Linked DNA regions of Homo sapiens: region 1 is linked to region 2. Evidence: chromatin loops called from intact Hi-C (ENCODE). Cell type or tissue: ascending aorta. All regions are shown on one strand. Links, peaks and the distances in the headings refer to the core of each region. The heading gives the core; the rest is flanking DNA.

Evidence for each region. Hi-C counts contacts between places; a loop is a spot of excess contacts. Peaks named below come from ENCODE experiments on the same cell type or tissue, not always from the same donor. Only the 100,000 strongest peaks of a DNase experiment are listed, where the experiment ranks them.
Region 1: it touches region 2 in a loop (4-fold over the local background); 3 of 110 quality-filtered maps call a loop at or near these places.

Annotation. Positions count from the first base shown.
Region 1 is chr7:134,981,150-134,991,649 of GRCh38, forward strand. It overlaps AGBL3 (AGBL carboxypeptidase 3), which reads left to right and starts at 5,359. Exons shown (of 17, transcript NM_178563.4): 1 at 5,359-5,552; 2 at 6,726-6,847; 3 at 8,101-8,161. The coding sequence starts at 6,785. RefSeq lists enhancers at 5,261-5,560, 5,571-5,710, 5,791-6,050, 10,300-10,349. In ascending aorta, for the core only: a CTCF peak has its summit at 5,595 (motif pointing left); a DNase peak (open chromatin) is centred at 5,352; H3K4me3 peaks cover 2,936 bases; H3K27ac peaks cover 1,473 bases.
Region 2 is chr7:134,684,767-134,695,266 of GRCh38, forward strand. All of the region lies in intron 1 of LOC124901750 (a long non-coding RNA gene), which reads right to left. Among named protein-coding and RNA genes, the nearest start is that of BPGM, 43 kb to the left of the region's middle. In ascending aorta, for the core only: CTCF peaks have their summits at 2,265 (motif pointing right) and 5,411; DNase peaks (open chromatin) are centred at 6,201, 7,425, 7,535, 8,725 and 2 weaker places; H3K4me3 peaks cover 3,985 bases; H3K27ac peaks cover 4,907 bases.

The DNA.
Region 1 (10,500 bases), core at 1,347-9,346, 300 kb after region 2:
TCTAATTAAACTAAAGAGCTTCTGCAAAGTGAAAAAAACTACCATCAGAGTGAACAGGCAACCTACAGAATGGGAGAAAATTTTTGCAATCTAGTCATCTGACAAAGGGCTAATATCCAGAATCTACAAAGAACTTAAACAAATTTATAAGAAAAAAATCAAACAACCCCATCAAAAAGTGGGTGAAGGATATGAACAGACACTTCTCAAAAGAAGACATTTACGCAGCCAACAGACACATGAAAAAATGCTCATCATCACTGGTCATCAGAGAAATGCAAATCAAACCACAGTGAGATACCATCTCATACCAGTTAGAATGGCGATCATTAAAAAATCAGGAAACAACAGGGGCTGGAGAGGATGTGGAGAAATAGGAACACTTTTACACTGTTGGTGGGACTGTAAACTAGTTCAACCATTGTGGAAGTCAATGTGGCGATTCCTCAGGGATCTAGAATTAGAAATACCATTTGACCCAGAGATCCCATTATTGGGTATACACCCAAAGGATTATACATCATGCTACTATAAAAACACATGCACACATATGTTTATTGTGGCACTATCTACAAGAGCAAAGACTTGGAATCAACCCAGATGTCCATCAATGATAGACTGGATTAAGAAAATATGGCACATATACACCATGGAATACTATGCAGCCATAAAAAAGAATGAGTTCATGTCCTTTGTGGGTACATGGATGAAGCTGGAAACCATCATTCTGAGCAAATTATCGCAAGGACAGAAAACCGAACACCACATGTTCTCACTCATAGATGGGAATTGAACAATGAGAACACTTGGACACTGGGCGGGGAACATCACACACTGGGGCCTATCCTGGGGTGGGGGGAGGAGGGAGAGATGGCATTAACAGAAATACCTATTGTAAATGACCAGTTAATGGGTGCAGCACATCAACATGGCACAGGTATACATGTGTAACAAACCTGCACGTTGTGCACATGTACCCTTGAACTTGAAGTATAATTTAAAAAAATGAACTTCTTAATGCCAAATCGAATGCCAAATACCAGAAGCAAATCTCAAATATCAAAATGATACTGTTTTAGTAGCTGAAAAGTTACCAACTCTAGCCAACATGCCCTCAGCCGGAAAGGGAATTTCACCATTGCACAGTTAGGGCAGTTTTTTGGGGGAAAAAAGACAATTTCATGTTTGTTGTCATGGGATTTCACACTGAGTCTCGGAACCATTCGTTCTCTTTTGAGATGATTTATCCTATCTATTATCTGTTGAGCAGGCAGGAGGCATTCTTACTAACTCATTTCCAAATACTAAGGGCAACGATAGCTTCACTGTAGCCCCCAAATACAGACAATTAATTCTGCCAATGACAAAGTAATTAGAAAAGACATCATCAAGTGAATGATGCTTAAGCTGAGTGTTGGCTAGTTGACTGGCTGAGACAGATCTCAAGATTTGAGCTTGGGAACAGTTTAAGAGGTTTGGCCCTGTATTAGGTCATCCTAGACCCAGATAGTATGAAGAAGGCCAAGATAATTACTAGACTATCCCAGGCTTCCCAGGCCCTACTATGGCTTCCTCAGTCGAATTACAAGACCTCTAAGGTCACTTGACTACTGAGTTCTATGATGTCATAAGTAACTGATTGCGCTAGTCACTTCATATACTCATTTAAGCCCCTCTCAATTGTCAACCTAAATAACAGAGACAGGCTCTCTAAAAGATGTTTATTTGGGAATGGAACATTGCAATGGGAATATGCATGTCATAGTAAACTATGTGTGTAGTCAGGGAGGTAAAGGAAGATAAAGATTTTTAAAAGAAAAAAAGGAAGATTACATACTGGTTTTTTAAATGATTACCCTTAGCCACAAAGATCAATAACAAGAGTGATGCCAGTCTGAGGTTAGCCAGGCAGTTGCTTAGCCAATGTCCTTGTAGAAGTATCTTTTGTGTAAGGTTATGATGGCCCTTGTGTAACGTTATGGTTGTTATGGAGTCTTTTTCATTATCAAGCAAACAAATGTGAGGACTCTTCTTTCATGGCCTTCCCCAGCTCTGTTTGTCAGAGTTTTCTTAACTTTCATGACTCTATTTTCATTCTGATCAAAATGATATAATTCCACAAAATTATACTCCTAACACAACTTATCTTTGGCCATCCTGCTGAAACGAACTTTCTTCCTGATTCCCACACAAGTAATTGTGCTTTTTGGCACAGTTGGCACTTAGAGTTTTGGTTGTCTTTTCCTCTTTTCTTACTCTATTTTTTATTATATTGCCTTTTAGACTGCAGTCTTAGAGTAAACTCACACACACACACAAAAAAGGAGAAAAAGTTGCCACAAGGGTAAAGCTGTCTTCCCAAAAGGCAGAAGCTGTCTATAGAAGGAACATGTCCAGTAACTTTCTTTGGTGAGATTATAGGGAAGGGGAACAAAAATTCAGACAAAGTCCTTGGTAGAAGTTTATTCTAGGCCTTACTTCCAATATTAACTTAAAGACAAAGAATTTCATTTCCAGTACATAGTACTGTCTTTAATAGGAGAGTAAGTTAAAAAGAAAGAGTTAAAAAAAAAAAGCAGAAGCTTAATCAAACCATTTCAATTTTACTTGGGGAAGAAAAAAATCCCTGTGAAATCTCATACCTTAAAATGATACTGATTCCAGCTAAGCTTTGGCTAAACAGTACTGCTTAGTATACAGCTGATCCCTGAAAAATACGAGTCTGAACTATGTAGGTCCAAGTATACAGGGATTTTCTTCCACCTCTGCCACCCCTGAGACAGCAACTCCACTACACTCCAACCTGGGTAACAGAGCTGTCTTTAAAAAGAAAAAAATTGTTAATAAAATAACCCTTCCTCTTCCTCTTCTTCCTCCTCTTCCTCAGCCTACTCAATGTGAAGACAAGGATGAAGACCATTATGATGAATGACTTACATTTAATGAATACACTTTCTCTTCCTTATAACTTTCTTAATAACATTTCATCTTACTTTGTTGTAAGAATACAGTATATAACACATATAACATACAAAATATGTGCTAATCAACTGTTTATGTCATCAGTAAGGGTTCCAGTCAACAGTAGGCTCTCAGTAGTTAAGTTTCTGGGGAGTCAAAAGTTATATGCAGATTTTCAACTATGTAGAGGACGATACCCCTAACCCCCGAGTTGTTCAAGGCTCAACTGTAGTTCATAACACAGACTTCTCAGTCTATGTACTTGCTGCTTACCCTGCCTGGCAGAGTCTCCCCCTAAGACATCCTACAGTTCATCCCTCTGCTCAAATGCCCCCTAGCCAGAGAGGCCTTCCCTGGCCATTCCATCTAAAAGAGTAACCTAGCAAGGCCCCCCACTCCCAGCATCCCCTATTCTTTTTTTTCCCCCCTACTTGATTTCTCTCCATAGCGGTTATTGTCTGAGTGATATCATTTTTATTATCATCATTGGTTTGTTTGATTACTCCCACCAGAACATAACCTCCACAATAAATGTCTGGTTTTTTTCCTTGCAATAGTGAACTGTCCCTAGTAGGCAGCAGCCATCCAGTGAATTTGTTATACCAAGGCATGAGGATCTCTTGGGACCAGTAGTTTGAGTCTGCAGTGAGCTATGATTGTGCCTCTACACCCCAACCTGGGTGACAGAGCTGTCTTTAAAAAGAAAAAAGTTGTTAATAAAATAATGAATGAATATCATTTTCAAAGTTTTGCCAAGTTCCTAAGTTTTTGGCCAGGCACGGTGACTCACACCTGTAATCCCAGTACTTTGGGAGGCTGAGGTAGACGGATCACTTGACACCAGGAGTTTGAGACCACACTGGCCAACATGGTGACACCACGTCTCTACTAAAAAATACAAAAATTAGTGGTGGCACGTGCCTGTAGTCCCAGCTAGTCAGGATGCATGAGAATCACCTGAACCCCAAAGGCAGAGGTTGCAGTGAGCTGAGATTGCACCACAGCACTCCAGCCTGGGCGACAGAGCAAGTGAGATTCTGTCTCAAAAAAAAAAAAAAAATCCTAAGTTTTTAAAATTATGCATTAAGATCATTTTTCTTCCCATGGACTACTTGGTATGTGATAATATAACTATTTGGACTAAAAATCACGAGACTTAAGTCTCTCAGCCCTGCCATTAATTTCTTATATAACCTGGTTAGACCATTTCTCAGTTTTACCTTGTACAGCTGACATCCTATGGCTTGCAGCCATGACTAAAATCCAACAGAAAAACAGATTACATAAATAAAGATTTCTCTGTGCATGTCACCTTTAGTGATTTATGTATGGCATAAAACAAGCTTCAACTATAAGAGCTACTTTTCAAGAGGTTGATCTAAGATATACTCTATTAATATTCTCTGGCCAAGGTCTAATCTGGAAGGTTCATACTTTTAAACTGCTGACCTCAAAAACACCTATTTTCAGATACTTACAAAATACAAAGAGATTATGTTAACCCATTTCCATGCTTAAGCCATAGTGCTTTGCCCTTTATTCTACTTTCAAACTTGCTACCATTTATTATCTCCATTTCTACAATATCACGAATCTCATGACATATAACGCTTTGTGAAAAGTGTTTATTTACATTCTTATATCATCAAAATCTAGACTTTTTTTCAGCTGTACTTGGAAAACTTTTCCAAATAGATTACCTTACCCTGTAGAGCTAAAGATGAGGGAAAAAATCAATATGGGATGTTCATGAATAACGTCTGTTAACTAAATGAGACTACATATAGTGATTTGCAGTCATCAGGAAAACAGTGTTAAATATGCTAGCTGACGATTGCTATAAAGAATCTCTGAGCTGATAATTTTGAGAATTCACCCTAGTTCATCTATGACTCTCCATTTAGTATTTAAGGAGAAAAGCCTCATTTTCCAGAATCGAATAAGCGAATTAATCGCACAATTGTGTAGAATGGAACTCAGTCTGTAAAAAATCAAGACCAACGTACTTTTTAATATTCTAACATCTCCAAGTAGTAGTTACAAGTATTGTACCCATGAAGTCCAGGTAATTAATTTGTTCAATGTCACACTGTTAAAAGTCAGGTGGGCTCCAAAGCACAGTCCTAACCAGCATGCTCTACTGCCTCCTCTGAGGCAACAGCCGAAGTGCAGACCACTGGGAATAAATAGCTGCCCGGTCTTCCCCACTCCTAAATTCTCCCGACAGACCCCAAAGCCTCTCTGAGAGCCTCTCTGACCGCCCTGCGGCCCACCCCGAGTTCCCGGCATCCTCTGGGATCCCTCTTCCTGGAGCCAAAACCTACGCAGGCTCCTTTCCTCCGAGCTGGTTGCTAGGTGATCTCCGAAGGCTGTCCGAAGTCTCGCGAGGGCGGACCCGTTGCCTGATGACGAGAGTTGGGAGTGTGGCTGGGGCTGCGGATCTCCAGCAGTGGCGTTACTTCTAGCGGCTGGATACCGGGTTCTCCGCGAGATCGCGAGATCCCGAGATATTCTCCCCGCACGGAAGCGACGACTGGCCTGGCCAGAGGACTCGCGTGGGAGCGAGGTGCCGGCCCCGACAGGACGGTGAGGTATGCAGAAGTAAGGCGGGGCGCCCCCTGCGGGAAGCGAGCGCGCCCCGGAAAATGAGCGCCTCCCCACACCAAGGTGTCCAGGAGTGAGTGCGGGAAGGAACTCGGCCGCCCGGAGTTGTGGCCTCATCGTGCTTCCCGCCAAAAACGCCTTGGTACTGTCGGGACGCGGCTAAGCGTGGACGCGCCCGCATCTGCCCCTCCTCCGCAGTGGTGGAAGACACCCGCGGAGCGCCGGTGGATAAGGGCCGTTTCCTGAGACCAGAGCTGTATCCGCAGCAGGTCAGCACTTCGTGCGCCCTGTGTGCACCTGTAAGGAATGGAATTTAGGCCAGTCGGATTTTCCAAATGTGGAGTTGTGATGCCCAGGCAGAAACTTCAGTTTCTTAGGACTGAAGGTGTCATCTATGAGACAGTCGGTTCCGTGGCATTGGCAGTGATTTGCCATAGAGCTTGGACTTAACTTATATGTAGTCCACGCTCCAAAACACGCTTCCTGTAGAGAGGGGCGTAAACTAATAGATTTGAAATTGTCGAGTCCTTTGGTCTCTCAAGAACGATGGGAACTTGACAAGAAATTTCGATTATTCCCTGGTCTTGATATTACCCACATGGGAAGATACTTGCATAGAATGGTAATGGTCATTACCAATACAACCTTCTGGTAGCTATTTAGATTTCTAAGAATAAGAATAATATAAATGAATATTAGAACAGACAGTATCTACAGAATAATAATCAAAATGTAAAGTCTTGTCACTTGAACTTTTGGTCAAGTGAAAATCAAGGAGAAAACTTAAAATTATATTGCTACATTTCAGTAAGTGACTATAATTTTTAAATTCATTATCTTTTAATGCCTCAGGATCATTCTGAACTTGCTGTGTAGTATTTAATTGTAAATATAAAATGTGAATGATTTGGCTGTATACTCTGGAAATTCCTTTTAATTAAATGATTTGCTTGATTTGTCTTATTGTGGTTGTTGTCTCGTATAGTCATGGAAAATTCCTTTAACTCTTTGAAATTGAAGGTTTTATTAGTTGTATTCTAATTAGTTTTTAGAGAAGACTGTTGTGACTGTTAAATACAATTGAATATATTTTTGAGTACTCATTTAATGTAGTAAACACCTACAGCTTGAAAAGAAAAGCTGTCATATAATTTCCTTAGAAATTGTTTTACAGCCTACCCGTATATTACAAGAAATCTCAAGTCAAACACTGGAAAAGATGTCAGAAGATTCAGAAAAGGAAGACTATTCAGACAGAACAATCAGTGATGAAGATGAATCGGTATGTTTTTCTCAACTTTATTTTACTTGGAGATAAAATTTGTATTATATAAATCCCCAATTAAAATATTATAAAATCAATTGGATATAAAAATCAATTGGATGTTTAAATTATTGTCATTGAAGTTGGGAAATAATTTGGCTGAAAAAGCTAAGCTATCACTGGGAACACTATGCCCTGTCTAGAAAGAGAAACTATATTTGTATTTTTTTTGAGAAAATATTTTAGCTAAGATTCTTCTAGGTTTTATTAAAATTTGTATATGAAATTATTAGTAGGGTTTTAGTTTTAGGATTGATGTCCACTTATTTTCTTCTATGTGCTGATTGGATTGTGTTACATCGTAGTATGAATCATAGTAGAACCACCGTGTTCTAACCTTATTGTGTATCACCATAACAGTTTATTGTGGCTCTGATGTCATAAAGGAAGAGACATGGAAGAAGAAAAAGGGGGAAAAACGTAGTATTTAAAATTCTTTAGTCTTTTTCTACTACATAGGCTGCGAGATTTCCTTCAAATTTTATTAAAGTATAAATTATGTATGTAAACTAATGTCCCGAAATAAGCTCTTAAAGCTTACTTTAGCTATTTAAAGGATTTATGGCTTTCTGTGTTTTTCTTTTTGTTAATTTAATTTTTTTTTTTTTCTTGAGCCAGAGTTTGAGATCGCTCTTGTTGCTCAAGCTGGAGTGCAATGGCGCGATCTCGGCTCACTGCAACCTCTGCCTCCTGGGTTCAAACGATTCTGCCTCAGCCACCCGAGTAGCTGGGATTACAGGCATGTGCCACCATGCCTGGCTAATTTTTTTTGTATTTTTAGTAGAAACGGGGTTTCACCATGTTAGCCAGGCTGGTCTCAAACTTCTGACCTCAGGTGATCCACCCGCCTTGGCCTCCCAAAGTGCTGGGATTACAGGCATGAGCCGCCACGCCCGGCCAATTTTATTCTTAATTTAAATAGTTTTCCCGGGTTTATCAAGAATCTTTAAACTTTATTCCTTCCATAAAGTCATTATTATGACCACACCCAGTGGAAGAGGAGGAATGAAAGATGCAAACTTTAAGGTTTCAGGATATTTGAAGTGTTGGGTGCATTGAGACCAGTAGCTGATAATAATCCTTTAATTTTCTCGTTTATTAAAGGTTAAAGACATATACTCAATCCCAAGTACTAAAATAGATGTAAAAAAATTCTGGATTTGAAAACTGTTGGTTTTTAAAAGAGAAATATTTTTAAATTCTTATTTTAGGATGAGGATATGTTCATGAAATTTGTAAGTGAAGATCTTCATCGGTGTGCACTTTTAACAGGTTTGAACCTATTCATATAGTTTTTGTTTAGCATAAAACTTTGAATGGATAAAAAAGAAGATGAGGAAACTAAAAAGTCAGATTGAATAATATAGGGAATGATTATTCTAGTAGATTGTGAAAGAGAACTGTATCTACTTGCAGAGTTCAAACTTTTCAGGTTTGTTTTAGGTAAGCCTATTTTATATTAGAAAATAATAAATGAAAGTGGTGATTATCTTATATTTAACATAAGGATTTACCTTGTCATTTGTTTAAATGTATTGACTGTATGACTCAAGTTATAACGGACAGATTATGTTAGAAGTACATCTTCATTTAAACGAAGTACATTGTCTAAAGAGTCTCATTAATAAAGTCATTCATTTGCAACTGAACATGTGTGTGGACATCTTGATGTATACTTAATTTTTAAAGATTTATACTTAGAATTGTACTTTCAAACTCTAAGATATCTCTACTAAATATTTACATATGTGTCACAAATACTCTGAAATTGGAGTTAAGGCCTTTATCTTTTTTTTTTTCTTTTGTCTTTTGCCACCATCCTAAAATAAATCTTCCTGTTTGAAATAACCACCATTCTTAGTTTGGTGTGTATCATTCTAGAACTTCTTTGCATATACACATATCTATACCCATAGGCATAGAAATTTTATAGTACTGTTTTGTGGACATTTCCCTGCTACCCTTTTCTGTTTTTTAAATTTTGCCAAGCTATTAGAAAACAGGAGATAACTCACTCCTTTAACTAGCATTTCTGGGATTGCTAGAAAAATTGAGAATTACTTCTATAGGCTTATTATCTACTCATATTCTTAGTTGGTCTGAATTGCCCATTTATACTAATCCCTTTATGTTGCTTCCTTTGTTTAGAACATTACCAAAAGCAAGATGTAAAACATTTAATCACCCCTAAGTGTTCCTGTGTCTCTGCAGTAGATCCTCTCCTTCCAGGCTTCACCCCTGGCTCCAGGCAACCAGTGATTTGCGTTCCCTCCCCTATATTTGGCTTTTCTAGAATTTCACAAAACAGAATCATACATTTTGTGTTTTCTGTCTTCTTTCATTTAGCATAATACTCTTGAGATTTATCCATGTTGTTGCATATATCAGTAGTTCCTTTTTATTGTTGAGAGGTATTCCATTATGTGAATAGATCAAAATTTCTCCATTTAGCCATCCATTCATGCTCATTTAAATTATTTTCAGTTTGGGGCTGTAACAAATAAAGCTCCTATGAATATTTTTGTACAAGTCCTTGTGTGAACATGTTTTTGTTTCTCATGGGTAAATCCCTAGGAATAGTATTATTGGGTTATATGCTAACTATATACTGTATGAGAAACTGTATCTGTTTTCTAAAGTGGCTATATCCTTTTGCATTCCCAGCAATGTGTTATTTCTTCGCCAATAATTCTTAGGTTTTAATTCAGTACAAGTGTGCTTTTCCCTTACCTCATGGAGCATAATTGTAATGACTCCTTTAAAGTTCTTGTCTGATAGTTTTAACATCTGGGTTATCTTGATGTTAACATTTGTTGATTGCCTTTTGCCCTGAGAACTGGTCCTACTCCTGGTTTTCCATTATTCATGCTATGCTGTGTAGATTCTGGGTCAGTGTATTTCTTCTAGCAGGCAATCAATCCAGTTAGGTTGAAGCAATAAGTTCTGGTGCCCCTTCTGTGGATAATTCAGATCTCAGTTCTGATCTGTAAGCCTTTGCTATGCTTATTTGGTTCTTTCCCATGCCAGTGTAGTTCAGGGGTTTTGAGACTTGTATAGATGGTTCAAAGTCCTGTTTAGTTCTCTTAAGTTTTCCTTGTATTGGTTTGGGACTATCTTGCACATGTGTAATTCAGGGATTGAGCTGAGACATTTGTGTGTGGGTGGGGGGGGGGTTGGTTAAAATTTCAGTTAAGTTTTCATAGTCTCTGAGAGTGTGTCTGCTTGCATAGCTCAGGGATTAGGATGAGACTTTTGTGCACTCATACACAGGATTAGGAGATACCTTTCTCTGGTTGCTTTCTTCCCTTCAGATTCCCTCCACACTGTAAGGACCCCTTTTCCTGGGTCTTCTGTTAAGAAAGACTGGGTTTCTGATTTGGAGAAGGAATTTTTTTTGTTTGTTTTCTTGTATGTGTACATATTGTCATTTCTTAGTCTAGGCCAGAATTTCTCAACCTCTACACTACTGACCACCCCACCATGTTCTCCCATGACATCCTGTATATGCCTGCATGGTTGCCCTTGCCATATCATATCACCTAACCCTTCCTTCTTTCTGTCTGTACTGAGAACGCCTTGATCTCAGAGGCTGTCTTATCAATGTTTGTATC
Region 2 (10,500 bases), core at 1,167-9,166:
CGCACCACACCATGCCTGGCTAATCTTTTGTATTTTTAGTAGAGACGGGGTTTCACCATGTTGCCCAGGCTGGTCTCGAACTCATGGACTCAAGTGATCCGCCCGCCTTGGCCTCCCAAAGTGCTGGGATTACAGGTGTGAGCTACCACGCCCAGCTATAAGCTTCTTCCTATAAAATTTTTTATTTTTTACCTTTTAAACTTTCTTGTTAAAAGCTAAGACACAAATACCACATTAGCCCAGGCCTACACAGGATCAGGATCATCAGTGTCACTGTCTTCCGCCTCCACATCTTGTCCCACTGGAGGGTCTTCAGGGGCACTAACATGCATGGAGCTGTCATCTCCCATGTTAACAATGCCTTCTTCTAGAATACTACCTGAAGGATTTGCCTGAGGCTGTCTTACAGTTAACTAATATTTTTAATAAATAGAAGGAGTATATTCTAAAACGATAAGAAAAAGTATAGTATAGTAAATACAAAAAACACTATCATTTATTATCATTTTCAGGTATTACATACTGTACATCCTTGTATGTGCTATACTTTTGTATGACTGGCAGTGCAGTAGGTTTGTTTACACCAGCATCACCACAAACACATGAGTAATGGCTCATGCTAGGACCTTAGGATGGCTATAAGTCACTGCACAACAGGAATTTTTCAGCCCCATTATAATCTTACATCGTATATGCAGTCCGCTGTTGACCAAAACAGCACATGACTGAGGCACATGACTGTACAGTAAATGTCATAGCTGATGAATTGAGGAAATGATTTGTAATGTTGTATTATTCTACTATCATCTCAGCATTTCTGTAGGTTTGAAATTTTTTTAAAAAACTAGAAAAAATAAAGTGACAGAGGAAAAAATTGGTAAGTTTAACAATGTTGTGTTTAGTATAGTCATTAAAACATGTCTTATTCAGAGTGAGGTGCCTGGTTTTTTTGACTTTTTATTCTTGAAACCTCAGTCTTTGTTAAGTAAGAGAAAGATAAGAGAAAGCCTTCTTCTTTTCTTCTTTTTTTTTTCTGTCTTTTGAGACAGGGTCTTGCTTTGTCGCCCAGGCTGGAGTGCAATGGTGTGATCTTGGTTCACTGCGACCTCTGCCCCCCCAGGTTCAAGCAATTCTTGTGCCTCAGCCTCCCGAGTAGCTGGGATTACAGGTGCCCGCCACCATGCTTGGCTAATCTTTGTATTTTTATTAGAGATGGAGTTTCACCATGTTGACCAGGCTGGTCTCAAACTCCTGACCTCAAGTGATTCGCCCGCCTCAGCCTCCCAAAGTGCTGGGATTACAGGCATGAGCCACCACACCTGGCCCAAGAGAAAGACTTCTTAAGTCTGTATTATCTTGTCAAGAAACAAATTGTATACTTATTTTATTTCTATTATCTTTGAGGCTACAGCTTGCATCAGACCAGCAATGAGCTTGTGTGCTGAAACAACAAATCTGAAACACGATTATGACTGCCATCACCTTGCAGTTAACCAATAGTAATGGAATTCCTTTCTGGATCACGAGGTCAAGAGTTCAAGACTAGCCTGACCAACATGGTGAGACCCTGTCTCTACTAAAAATACAAAAATTAGCTGGGCGTGGTGGCACGTGCCTGTAATCCCAGCTACTCAGGAGGCTGAGGCAGGAGAATCACTTGAACCCGGGAGATGGAGGTTGCAGTGAGCCAAGATCACGCCACTGAACTCCTGTCTGGGCAACAGAGTGAAACTCCATCACAAAAAAAAAAAAAAAAAAAAAATTCTCGTGAACTTAACCCTAACCACACAGTATTGAAGAGGGAATGTCTGCCCAACCACACTGCTTTGTATCTGCCTGAGAGGAAAATTCTCTGGATGTCGTGTTGAACTGGATGGGGAATCAGACAGAGCTGGAGTTTGTATTAGTCAGATTAATTGCATAAAATCTACCCTTAGTGGGAAGACTCTTAGGAGTAATTGAACCTAGACCTTGACATATGTAACCTCTGAAGCAGAGGGGCAAAGGCCAACACATAGCTCTGCAACACAATTGAGGCTATGTAATCCATCCCGACACTCATTCTGTAGAATACTCATTAGAATTCTCCAGACCTAAGGCCGCTGGCCATAGGTTAGCTAGTCAGTATTTTTATCTCTGAGGATGCCTGCTAGGATCCTGGGATTGGATTGCAGGGAATGTTACTTGTAGCTGGAATTCCAGGTACTCTCCCAGGAGTCTTGGTATTTTATATCGTTTTTAAAATCTTTGTTTCTGTACGTAGACACTGGGGGTCAGTATTTATTCATAAATGCCTCTGGATATTTATGACAAAAGATTGTTTCTAAAGAGGCTTGGAATTCCTTCCTCGGTGCGACTTCTTTCCCTGATTATTAACTATAGAGTTTACCCTATGTAACCATAAAATGTAAATATAAACATCATAGATGTCCATGGATCAGAATATGGGAAAGGGGCAGGCAGTTTTCCATCTAAAATACGAATGAATACCAAGTACTCGTTTGTTTCTAGACACTTGTTTGGCAATGTTGGTCCCACCAGTGCACCCAGATGTCTAGCCAGCATCTTGACAATCACCCTTGACTTTTCTTCTTCTGATGGTTATGAAGTCCTGCTGATTCCGTCACCTCTTACCTTGCAAATTCATCCCCTCTCCATCCCCACTGTTCTGCCTTGAGTTAAGCCCTCATCTTTTCTCTTTCAACATTTCAGCAGCCTTCTAGCTGATCCCCTTGCTTCCGCTTTTACTCTCCTCTAGTCCTCTCCAGACAGTCGTCAGGGTAATTCTTCAGACCTTCAGAGGTCCAGCACCCCTCCTAGGCTCTGCCTTTGCACCCGCTGTCCCCTTGGCCTTGAACTACCCTCCATCACCCACCCCACCTTGCCCTCTTTTCATTGCCTGCCTAATATCTGCTCATCTTTCAGGGTTCGTAACAGTCTCCTGTGGAGCCCTGTGATCGACTCTTGCTGGATCTGGCTTGTTCACTTGTCTGTTCGCTTCACTGGCAGGAGAACTGAATGGATTTAAGTCTGGGTGCCAGCCAAAGTCATGCAAACTTAAACTCCAGAATTCCCTAGAATTATCCACTTGGGGGGCCAAACTGCCCACTGTTTTAGATTTGTTCTTTAAAATATTTCTCGCAGCTGGGTTTTTGTTTTCTTTTTTTCTTCCTATTTTTTTTTTTCTTTTGGAGACAGAGTTTCACACTTGTCGCCCAGACTGGAGTGCAATGGCACAATGGCACGATCTCAGGTAACGGCACCCTCCACCTCCCAGGTTCAAGTGATTCTCCTGCCTCAGCCTCCCAAGTAACTGGGGTTACAGGCACGCACCACCATGCCCAGCTAATTTTTTGTATTTTTAGTAGAGACAGGGTTTCACCATGTCGGCCAGGCTGGTCTCGAACTCCTGACCTCAGGTGATCCACCCGCCTCGGCCTCCCAAAGTGCTGGGATTACAGGTGTAAACCACTGTGCCTGGCCTAAAATATTTCTCCTGGCTGGCATTTGATCTGACCTGTCTGTTCTCTGCGGCTGTCTTCCTACCATGCCAATACATGGAAGCAGAGGTGGAAATCCTACCACTGCCGGACAGGAAGGCAGGTGAGGCTAAGTAGCCTGTCAGCACCGAGCCCTTCTCCATAGGCAGCTGCTATAATGGTACAGAAACAGGTTACTTATGGAGTTGCAACCTGTTTTTAACCTGTAATTATAGAGTTAAATATAACCATATAAACATCTTGAAAATAAGTGGGAAAGATTCCCTAATGTTCCCATCCTAAGAACTATTTTATTTCTTTCTTTCTATATGCATGTTTCACTTAGACATATTCTTGATTTATATTCATATTTTATTCTTGTCTTTATCATAAGGATTTCTCCATGTTGTATAGACTTCAAACAATTTTACTCCATGGCTGAACACTGTTGCATCATTTGGATAGAACTTAAATGTCCAACAGGAAAAAAAAATTAGGTGCTTTCAATGTTTTGCTGTAAGTAATGTCTAAATATTTAAAAACTCAACCAAGCTAATAAACTGCTATATAAAATATGTTTTGTATATTTTTTATGCCTTGAAAAATATACCTTTATAACAAAAAGTACTTTAAAATATATAAAGCCATTTTATATGACTAAAAGCCACCACGCATCATCAAGGATGGTGATGACAGTCTTCTCTGAAAAGGTTTCATATATATTGAACTTTGAATGATTTTGTGTGTGTTTGCGTAAGTGTGTGTGTGTACCTGTACATGCGCTCCAGGCTGAAGAAGTAACAAGTGCAATAGTCCTGAGACAGAAGAGAGTGTTTAGGCAACAGATAATAGGTAAGGTCAGTGTAACCTGAACAACTTGAAGAAGGTGTTTAGGCAACAGACAACAGCTAAGGTCAGTAGTGAAGGCTGAAGTGGTGTAGGATGGGATTGGGGAGGTAGGCAGAAGCCAAATTGAGCCATGGTAGGGTGAACGGAAGACAGGAAAGGTCTTCCAAGCCAAAGAGTAGCCCAGTAGCCCATGCCCTCATTGCCACTGAAGAGCTTCTGCCATCTGAGCATGTAATCTCTCCAAGACAACATTTACGTTCTTGTGTAAACATAGATCATTGTGTAGCATAATCTCTATAAGAATTGTAATTCCTATCATATTTAAAAAGAGAGTAACAAGGAGACTTCAGTGTTTCTAAATGCACCCCTTCTGAAAGCATTTAAATCTTGATTTTAAATTTTATCATTTAGCTACAATGAATAAGCTCCCCTGGGTCATTCTCTAATGGCAATTTAAGCCAGGTCTTGGATCTTGTTTAATCCTCACAATAATATTCTGAGGTGAACATTTTTATTATATTCATCTTACAGATGAGCCTCACAAAACCTGAGTAGCAAGACACAGTCGCAAAGCTAGTATATAGCTGCAGCAAGATTCAAATCCAAGTTGACCTAACTCCAAAGCCCACGCTCTTGGCCACTGTCCCATACTGTTTTTAGTTTAATTTTTTTTTTTTTTGAGACAGAGTCTCGCTCTGTCACCCAGGCTGGAGTATAGTGGCTTGATCTCAACTCACTGCAACCTCCACCTCCTGGGTTCAAGCTATTCTCCTGCCTCAGCCTCCTGAGTAGCTGGGATTACAGGCGTGTGCCACCACACCAGGCTAATTTTTTGTAATTTTAGTAGAGACGGGGTTTCACCGTGTTAGCCAGTATGGTCTCGATCTCCTGACCTCGTGATCCATCTGCCTTGGCCTCCCAAAGTGCTGGGATTACAGGCGTGAGCCCACCGCGTGCCTGGCTGAAAAAAATTTTTAATTAAAATACCCATCCAAAATTGGTCAAAGAATAAAGTGGTTCAATGAAGCTACAGTGAGCAAGTTTCATTTTCATTCTCTGAAAGAGTAACATGGTGCCACACCAGTTCAACAGGACACCGAGTGGAGCTAGAGAGCTTAGATTTTTTTTCCACACAAAATTTAAGTGTGTGCTTTTGAAAGTGGGAGAAATAGGCGTTTGCTTTCCTTCTTTTCTTAAACTGTCTGCTTTGGTATTTGGAGAATTCAGAGCTTGTATATTAAAGCCTAACTGAACTATATAAATACACACATAGGAAGAGGAGAACAAGACATTTTATTTGCAGAAAATAAAACAAAGCAAAAAATTGTGTTTTCTTTAGCATGGAGTATTAAAAGCCATAGAGCTCCAGCCTTCGAAAGCTATCAGTGCCAGGGCCTTCCATTAAAAACTGTAAAGACCAGTCTAGCTAGTCTAAACAGAAAAGGAATTTGTTAAAGGATATTGGGTGGCTCACAGACTCTTTGGGAAAGCCAAGAGAGTTAAGCTTGGAAAGCCAGTCAGCTGAGAACAAGACTCAGTGAACAGTGTGAGATGGTTCCAGCAAGGACAATGGCCCTGCCGCTGGGCACAGACACTGCCCTCCTGCTGGAACATCTGCTGCTGCTAGCCCACTTGGCAATGGTCAGAGCGATTGCAGAAGTGGCTACAAATCCCTGTCCTCCTCTGTCCATCCACGCTCCCTTACAGGGAACTTTGAATGTCCTCCCAGCTGATTCTGGGCTCAGCTGCTGGGCCGACTTCATTCCTTTTTTCTGCGTGTGAGTTCAAAGTCAATACCAGATGGATTGTGAGCACGGACAGGAATGCTTTCCTGCACTGAGAAATACCTACTTCTCCCCATTGCCAGGCCCTTGGCTCCCACAGCTGTGGCTGTGTCTGCACACACAGGGCCTTTGTGTAGTCTGAATATGCCAGTTCCCACAAACCTCCAGCTGCGATTCCCTTTTTACCAACCATTCCCATCTAAGGAGTCAAAGGACGAATCACATTGCAAGGGACAATGGGTGTACAGGCTTGCTGAGAGAGCTTGCTTCAAATCCATGAGATGAAGAGACTCATGGGCAGTACGAGGCCATGGAGGCACTGCTGTTTTGGCAAAGAATGCTGGTCGTGACCACTTCCTTCTCTTTATTCTTCCTCAGAGTTCAACACTGGCCTTGCCCAAGTACCATGCTGAGAACTGGACCTCAGGAACTCCGACACACACGCCCTTTTCAGAAATTTGTAATTTCATCATTTCTTGACCAAATGACTCCAACCACAGAAAGGCACAAATTTTCCATTGGGATTTATTCTGCCCTCCCCTTTGGTGGGTATACTTTTTCTCTTTCTTGCTTTTGAAACCCCACTCATTATGTGAAGTATAGGTTTTTCAAACTGATTTTAAAGTAAACTTGTTATTAAATATACACATCGTGTCTTTCTGTCTTCCTAACTCCACTTTATAGATTTGAGAATTGAGACACAGAACAGTCTATGGCTCAGAAAAGCTAAATTCAATTTTTATTTGGCCTACGGGCCCTAATCTGGGCTTTGAAGTCTAAAGATCTAGAATTACCCACCGTCTTCCTACCCTCAGTCTGGTCAGACTCCGATGCATAAAGCTGGGAACCTCACTCCCCAAGCACCGGCAATCCAAGACTTCCCGTTTCTGGTTGCAATTGCAGGCTAGTAAATTTGGAGCACAGGATGGAACTATTTCTAGTACAGGCAAATAATTTGTAATAATTAAGAAGTATGAAGTTAATGAAAAGCAATTAACCCCATGGCAAGTTCGGCCATAAATTTTACTCCCAAAGTGAACGCATGATGCAGGTATGAGCCTTGATTTCAGATAAAGAAAAGAATGCAGAGCTATTATTAAATACAAAGTAAAACAACATGAAAAATGCCAGAAGATATAAAGAATGCAAGTAGGAGCCTGGGGGCAGAGGGAGGGAAGAGCTAAGAGAAGGCGGGGGCGGGAGGCGGTGGGGTGGGGGGGTGCGGTGGTGGAGGATGAAGGGAAGGGGAGACTGTTCCAGGGAGCTATGCCAATCTGATGCGGTCTCCAGGCTGGCTGATGCTGAGTGGAAGGGACGACAGAGCTTCCTCCTCCCCCAAGAGACCTGAACCTGGACTTCTACAGGCACCATTGAGCCCCCTCAGCCTCCCCACCCCACCCCTCACCCACCACAGGGAGGAGTCACATGGTGTTCCCCTTTTAAAGCAAGATTTAAAGAATTACTCCTCATTTCCTGGAACACTTGAGACCACAGAGGAGTTGGCAGAGGCAGAGGAAAATCAAGATTTTTGGTAGAATAGGAAAGGGGCCAAAGAGGAGGGTGCCATCATGGCCCTTGTGTCTTTCCCTACCAGGCAGAATCCTGGCAAAAGGCGTGGAGGGGCTTATCAGGCAGGCTGTGGTTGAAAAACCAACAAAGGATGCTTCAAGTTCTACTCATAGGTCCCGATGACTAGGGAGGGATTTCTGCCTTTAAAAGATCAAAACAGGATTTGCTGTTAAGCCACCTGAGGTGCAGCTTGAATTAACACCTAATATGATCACCAGGTCTTCCCCAACCACTGAGAAAAAGCATCTTCCCTTGTTTCTGTCATGGATGTTCGAAATTCCTTTAATAAAAAGTCTTTACTGGAATCATTAGAGATAAAATTTTAACAGCACATACCACTAAGGAACAGAGAATTCTGAAGACATTTACTCACAATGGAAAAGTAGTCAGTCAATGGAGGTTCCAGTAAACTTATTGGTGGCGGATTCCTCCTTGATTTGACAGTGAGAAAAGGGCTAAAGAGGAGGAGGAACTGTCTTTTTTAAGAAAGACCTGGAAAACTAAGTTATTGACTAGTTGATGGTGCCAAGGGCTGGCCTTTTTTATCTTCAGCTGGGGTAGAGGAGAGAGAACAGTCCACCTGCAAGCTGGGTGTGAAGCTATCTTGTCGCGTTGGGCTGTTGGAGATAAATAACCTTGTGTATGCTTTTGTGGACGTTTTGGTGCTTTCTTTTGTAATGCTTTTTTTAAAAAAAAAGTGTTACTGGAGCATCCTCTAGCATCGTTATTTGAGACGTATGTGTATAATGAGACACTTGGCAGCACGAGCGAATGAAGTGGAAGGGGACTGGGCACGAGGCGCTCAAGGTTTGGATTCTACCCCAGGCTCTGCTACCAACTGGCTGAATGACCTGCAGCCCATTACTTCATCTCTGAGACTTAATTCCCCAAAGCAGTGGCTCTAAATTAAGGTTTTCTTCTTTCTAAATCACAACCCTGTCTTTGAAAGCAGAGCTGCCCTGTGGAAATGAAGGAGGGGCCCCAGGACTCTGCCATTCAGCTCCCCACATCCTCCCCCTGTGTATGTGGTGCGTCATCAGAACCCTGGGCTGATTTGAACTGCACTGGCTCAGATGATGACTAAACACCCCTCCAGGTCATCAAAGAGTAGCTGCAGTTGGAGGAGCATCACTGACCACTTTGGGAAGCTGGCAGTCCTGTTTCAGTATGTGGCACAGGTCCCGTGAGCCTTATTCCGCGCTTGGGTTGCACATGGCAGCGAGGGAGCTGATGGGCTTTAGGTTCCCCCAGGGCGTGGATAATTTCTTTCTTGGCTGCGTGAGCTGCTGAAGGCATGGAAGTTCTAGGAATTTTTATTAAGAATTCTTTGATTAAGAATAGCTTCTAATCATTACATCCTCTACTAACAATCACATAACTTCCTGACTTCCAGTTCAGGTCCTCCTTGCTAGCCTAGGCTGCCTCTTGTTCTTTTCTATCTCTGCCATCCCACTGGAGCCTGAGAATAAATATTGTTTGACACTCTATGTCACAGATGACTTAAATGGTCAGAATAAACATGTCTCCTGTATTCTCTAAGTGGAGGTATCACCCTTCCACCTCCTATTCCCATCAGATACAAGAGAGAACAAAGAGGAAACTGTGATCTTCTCCTATACCTGCTATTAAATTACTGAGTAGCCTTGGAGATACTTATGTCGAGCAACTTTTCAGTGCCCCTATGTCCCTTCTGTTGGCAAAAAGCCTTTACTGAGCACCTACTCTTGGGGAAAGCAAATTATTAAGCACTAGATGGAATAAGAAGTGACATAAAAAATGAGAAGTAATGAAACTGCTTCTTTAAGCCTCCATAAAAATTAGAGTCAGGTCCAAAGCCACACCACACACAGGAGGGAAGCCCTAGAGACTCGTAAGCCTGGGAGTGGGGTGAGAAAATTGCATTTGGGCAAAATGGTCCTGCAAAAAATATGTAGGGAATCAGAGAAGACGAAACTCAAAACAAGGCCAACCATCTGAGTGCTGTAGAATCAACACTAGGAGAGCTGAGGACCCGGTCCTGGCATTACATCTCTCCCCCAGGAGAGGCAGCACCGAGCAATGGGAAGAATTGGGCCTAGGGGCTGAGGACTGAGAGACCCCAGGGGCTGGCACAAGTTCTGCACTCAACTTCCTGACAACAGGCTCTACGATAAGGAGGAGAGCCTCGTGGTCTTTGAGCACTCCCTGGTACTTACAGTCTATAATTCCCTCCGTCATCAGCCTTTTTTAAAGAAAATAAACTTAATGTCCTCAGAAGAGTCACAAAGCCACTCGGCATCCTTCCTTTCATTCTCTGCATGCATTTTCATTTGTCCCCAGATTCTTCTGGTCATCTTCCATGTTGATGGTTAAAAGTCATCAGAGCAGTCCCTGGTGGTGCAAAGCCCTACCTAAAAACACTGTGTAATAGTAACTCACACTTGTGTGGAACTAATTCTGTCTAAGCCCTGCTTGAGCACTTTATACATATTTGTGTATAAAGTAGGTACTAATATGATCCCATTTTACAGGTGAGAAAACTGAGGCACAGAGCCGTTAAGTAAGTTGCTCAAGGTCACACAGGGACAAGTGGCAAAGTTGGGCTTCAAAGCTGGGCAGTTTGTTCTGGAGCCCATGTGTTAAGCCACCATGTTTCACCACCTCTCCGTAATATGACAAATCATAATGGCAAAACCTCAATAACATGTATGGAAATTTCTTGGACATTCTGAACACAGAGAGTTTTGAGCCCTTAGGAAAGAGCCAACGCAACAAGGAAGTGGGTGGTGGAGTGTCTTAGAGTGTGCTAAGGGGCCTTAGAGGATGTCACAGCTATTGTG